2 separate regions of the Mus musculus genome follow, and region 2 is linked to region 1. A link is a loop called in an ENCODE intact Hi-C map of the cell type or tissue named here. Cell type or tissue: heart. All regions are shown on one strand.

Region 1 (2,500 bases):
AAGTCTCCAGGGTGGAAGGAGATGTAAGTGCTAGAAAGGAAATGGCGGCTCTTCCATGCATGCATGCATTACTCAGGAAGACAGAAAGCCACAGAGTGCCAGGTATAGTCACCATTGCTCCATTAATCACAGGATGCAGGGAGGAAAATGGGGATATTTACTTCATTAGCATTAGAAGAATTTCAGAAGCATATAAAACTACAATTTTCAAATATTTTTGCGACCAGGCTGGAACAGACAGTATTTAAAAGTCTATGGAATAGTGACAACCTCCCTTTCATTAAACGTGTTTATGTAAGGCATTGGTGGACAGGAGTTGAGGTTGTTGTAAGAAATCATCTTTTAATTTGGAGTCGGATAAGATAATTTAAGATTCTTTCTACCTCTAAAATCTTGGTAATCCTGGCATGAGTCACCAAGGTGTTACAGGCTTAGTATGAGTCACACATCGCCAACGCACAGCCAAAGACAAAATTCCTCCCTTGGTGTTTGGCACAGTACCATAGCTGTAGATGAGGAATTCTAGCCCTCGGGTTATGTATACCTCAGCTCAGAGAGACAAACTTTTTTTTTTTAATTAAGCACATCCTAGCTGATTCTAGACTTCTTTTATAACTCAAAATATAATAATGCACTAATCCCAACTGAGACCTTGCAAAAGGTGTGCATCAATCAGGATTAAGCACTCCTTCCTGTCACTCTACAGAGTTCTAGCAGACAGAGGTGGTGGGCAGGCAAATGACAGGGAGAGACAGGACAGGTGGCCGGAGTGGGTGGGAGTTGGGCGAGCCCACACATGACCAAGGGAACAGGACAAAGGCCTTGGAGAACACGCTGGAGTAAGAGGCAAACTGGAATGCCTTAGTCTGCACCCAGCGCCTGGGTCTGGCCTGCGATGCGGACAGCGACAGCGGCGGCCGACTGAGCAGCGGCCGCCAGCTTGGCTCTGGAAGTCAGAGAACCCCATAGGGGTCCTACTGACCCGCGGCTGGGCCTCACTCGGAGCCACTGGGCCAGGCGGGTCCGGCTGCCTAGGCCGAACAACGCACCTGCTGGGCTCCAGCGCTTCCAGCGCTTCACCGCGAGCCCAGGAGTAGCCGCCCGGCTCTGGGCCCCCACGCGAGTCCCGCCGTGCCGCCGTCTTGCTCGCGCAATGCGGGACAGCGCCGCCTCCCGCCCCGCCAAGCCGGACCGAGGAAAGAGCGCCCGCCGCCATCGCGGGCAGCGCACACGGGGACCAGGGGCCGCGGTACCTGAGAAACCAGGGGCAGAAGAGTCTGTTCCACCGAGCGCGTCCTGATCTCCAGTCCCGAGTCGAAGGTGAAGCCAGCCGCGTTGGAGGAGTGGACAGCTCCCGCACCGCCACCGCCCGGGACTGGAGAAGCGGCCATGGCCCTCCACCGATAGCACAGCGCGCTATCCGCACCTCTGCCTGCCCGCCAACCAGCCTCCGGGTTGCCCGCCGCCTCGCCGCACCGAGGCCCCACCCCTACCCTTGTGCCACTACTTCGGCCCCGCCTCCATGCGACCCTGGGCCCGTATCCCCGCCCCCAGGCCTGTACCACCGCGCGGGCCCCGCCTTCGAGGCCACCCAACTCTAGCTAGTTCTGCCCAGCACCCTAGCCGAGCCCCCTCTACGTCCCGCCCACTGACCCATAGTCTGGCGCGTAGCAGTCCAGGATCATCAGCTCCGCCTCTAGGGTGGCACGCCCCACCAGCTCCGCCCTAATACCTGGGCGGCCCCACCCATCCACTGCCATAGTCCCACCCCGCGGACCCGCCCTCTGGCCGCCCCTGTGCCTCTTTCCTCAAGGGTGAGTTCCAAAGCCTAATTTTATCTAGAGCAGGCCACCCGAGAGCCTCCACAAGTTTATGTGGCCTCTTACCAGAAGACAACTGTCCCCAACAAAGCTTTCCACCAAATCCATTTGCCTCAAAAGTCAATTCTGATTTCCCGTAAATATTTCTACATGTTTTTATGGTGTTGAACCTCTGCCCTGGGACTGAGACATCAATTACACTTGTAACCATCTTTCTTTCAATGGCTTCCGAGGAAAGACAGTCCCATTTCGCCTCCACTTCTATGTTCTGATTGTATCTCTTACAGAGTTGAAACATTTGATAATATATTCACATATCTTGATACTCAGCAAGAAGGCAGTGTATCTTGCAGTTACCTTTAGAATTCACCTTCAAGAGAATCAAAAACAAAAGTTTGGGCTCTGGCTAAATAATACCTTTTAAAAACTTGTAACATTGTTTCTAATATTAGCCAAGAACTAGCAGCATGTTAACTGCTCCTTGAATGAAAAGATGTGTCTGACTGAAGTCACTTAAGGCTAAGAATCCATTCTCTCAGCCCAACCATGAGCTCACACAGAATCCCTGTGGTGAGAAGAGGTGCCAAAGCGCCTTTTCCTCCAGTTTCCAGGAACAAAGCCAAGGAAGGCATTCAGAAGCCTGTGTCTTAAGAAAGATTCTACACTGACCTTAGGAAGGA
Region 2 (2,500 bases), 63 kb before region 1:
AACACTGGCTGCTCTTCCAGAGGACCTGAGTTCAGTTCCCAACACCTACACAGCAGATAACAACTATCTATAACTCCAATTCCAGGGAACCCCATGCCTTCTTCTGGCCTCCATGGTCACTTGGTAAAAAGGCAAACTCATTAATCTCTCTAATGCCCCAATTCTTTTAGCATGAAAACCGACTTCTCTAAATTGTCATTCTGACACTGCTCACTCATTTAACTTTTTGGAGTTACACAGTCCTGTAGTTTTCTCAATGCTTTCAAAGTTAGGAAACATCTTCCAAATGTTTCTAGGATCATAATCTGCTAACAGCCTTCCTTTGGCACCTCCAACTGCACCTCCCTTGACTCCACCCACACATGTTCTAAGAGGTGCTTTCATACAACTTTGATCATGTCCCAAAATTCTGACCATTGATCCACTTTCTCCCCTACCTTCAGGCTTGGTAGCTCACTAAAGGGAAGATTAGATAAACCTATATACCTTGTAAATGAACAAGACCAAACTAAACATTAAACTCACATTAAAATCAATCCTGATATTATCATAAGCTGACCCTTACAAGCATATGAAATGCAACCTGAAAAACAGAGAACCTGCTGATCTCTTATCAAATAATAGCTCATCCTGGCTTGGGACTTATTGTCATCTCTGTTTCCACAAACTAAAATTTGTCTTTGTCTCTTTTTCTTTCACTTACACATCGAGATATTTGCTGGTTATATATCATGGTTCTCAATACGCAAACGAATCCTTTACACAATACCTAAGATCCGTTATGTGACTTACAACAAAACCTTGCCAAATGTTAGGCCCTAAAGACAAAAGACTATAAAATCACAGCCATCACAGAAATCCCGGCTTAGGTACACCAGGTAGGGAAGCACGAGATACACTACTTCATAGAAAAGTCCCAAATGCGAGCGAGAAGGGACCCGCAGCACAGCACAGAGGCCTCTATTTACCTATCACCTTCCACGACAAGCTGGTAGAGGTTTTATCTACACGCTACAAGGAAACCCGCAATTGGGGTACCGGACCCTCATCCCTCGCAGCGCCCCAAGACGGCCCCGGGGAAAACGTGTACAGAAAGCATCCGAAACTCGAAGAAAGAAGAGGTCCACGCCCGGCCCGCCGGCGCGCGCAGGCAGAAGCGCGTGCATCTCCCCTGCACCAGAACAGCCCTGGACAGCAAGACCAGGCCGCACACAGCGGCTCGGACTGGGACGGGCGAATGCTCACCTACGACGCCCTCGAGGCGGCTCCGAGCCCTCACGGCGCACTGGGTTTGGAAAGGAACCGCCGATGCACACGGGAGACGAGAAACACGATCCACTGAAGGGCGAAACACGCCAGGTAGCACCAGAAAGGCGGCGCGGACGTGGCGTCACCCGCGAGGCGCGCTGAGTGACGTCACCGGGTGGGTGTGGCCAGACGCGCCTCCTCAGGAGCTCGAGGGTGCTCAGAGGGTCCAGGGGATCGGGGAGCCCTCACCCGGCAGAGGCAGGACCTTGCTGTCTGCTGTCCCTCAGCTCTTTGACACCCGGTTGTTTTTGCCCCACAGTTGGGCTTTGGCCCAGGATCACAGGTGACTGGGGTCGGGGAGGGAGTTTGGCCGCCAGCCGGGGAGTCGCGCGCGTGCGCACGACACCAACCGGCTCCCACGCGCCGGAACTACGCTCCTGGACTAGAGGGATGGAAGAGCTCCGCTGCCCCGAAGCCAAGCTGGCGCCACCAGAGGTAGTCATAGCTACCGAAGCCCCGCCACCCTCCCTTGTGGATCGATACTTCACTCGCTGGTATAAAGCGGGTAAGTGCGGGATGGTGGTGAGCTCCGCTTTACCGCACGGGTGCAGGCACTTCTGCCACGCGATGCAAGCCACCCGTGCTCTTCCCTGAGCATCCTAGTCCCAGGAATACAGATTTGCGCTGATGAAGAGCTAAAATAGGCGCTTTCCTTCGTGGGAACCGCAGCGCCATGTGTGGGTTGTTTGCAGGAAAGGACGTGAACTAAACTAAGGAACTCCGCGTTGGTCTATCTGGGCTTTCCCCACACTACTAAGGGTTGGTGTGCTTGGAGGGATCAATCCTACGCCGAACCGGGAAGAAACCTTAGGCATGGAGAGAAAAATTAAGAAATGTTAAGGAAGCAGTATCTAGTGTTAAGAAGAAACTGTGCATATTGTCCACTGGACGTTTGAAATAGGCTTCTCTGGTGTTCGTTCTGCCAAGAAAATACCGATACCACCTTTGGGGATCCTCCTCTAGCCTCTATTTTAGCCTTTTTAAATTCAGGGAAACCGGTAGACCCACATATAATATTTAGGATAAGCATCCTAAATTCTCTTTAGGACTGAATTTAAAAAAAAACGTGTGATTTTTGCATACCATCAAGACAGCCTCACAAAACACCACCATAATGTCAGCAATGTGGCGCTTATAATAGTGTTTCTCTAGGTGTACTCATTTTAAAGTGACAAGATGGAGGAGCTAAGAA

The links. Hi-C counts contacts between places; a loop is a spot of excess contacts. Peaks named below come from ENCODE experiments on the same cell type or tissue, not always from the same donor. Only the 100,000 strongest peaks of a DNase experiment are listed, where the experiment ranks them.
Region 2: a loop joins it to region 1, with 4 times the contacts of the local background. A loop is called at or near these places in 1 of 42 quality-filtered maps.

Annotation. Positions count from the first base shown.
Region 1 is chr4:56,863,724-56,866,223 of GRCm38, forward strand. It overlaps Ctnnal1 (catenin (cadherin associated protein), alpha-like 1), which reads right to left and starts at 1,488. Exons shown (of 19, transcript NM_018761.3): 1 at 1,254-1,488. The coding sequence starts at 1,391. In heart, a CTCF peak has its summit at 1,169; DNase peaks (open chromatin) are centred at 1,048, 1,598 and 2,418; H3K4me3 peaks cover 1,955 bases; H3K27ac peaks cover 1,356 bases.
Region 2 is chr4:56,800,914-56,803,413 of GRCm38, forward strand. It overlaps Elp1 (elongator complex protein 1), which reads right to left and starts at 1,418. Exons shown (of 37, transcript NM_026079.3): 1 at 1,246-1,418. It overlaps Abitram (actin binding transcription modulator), which reads left to right and starts at 1,416. Exons shown (of 6, transcript NM_001081420.1): 1 at 1,416-1,813. The coding sequence starts at 1,699. In heart, no CTCF peak of the experiment used is centred here; a DNase peak (open chromatin) is centred at 1,528; H3K4me3 peaks cover 2,500 bases; H3K27ac peaks cover 1,641 bases.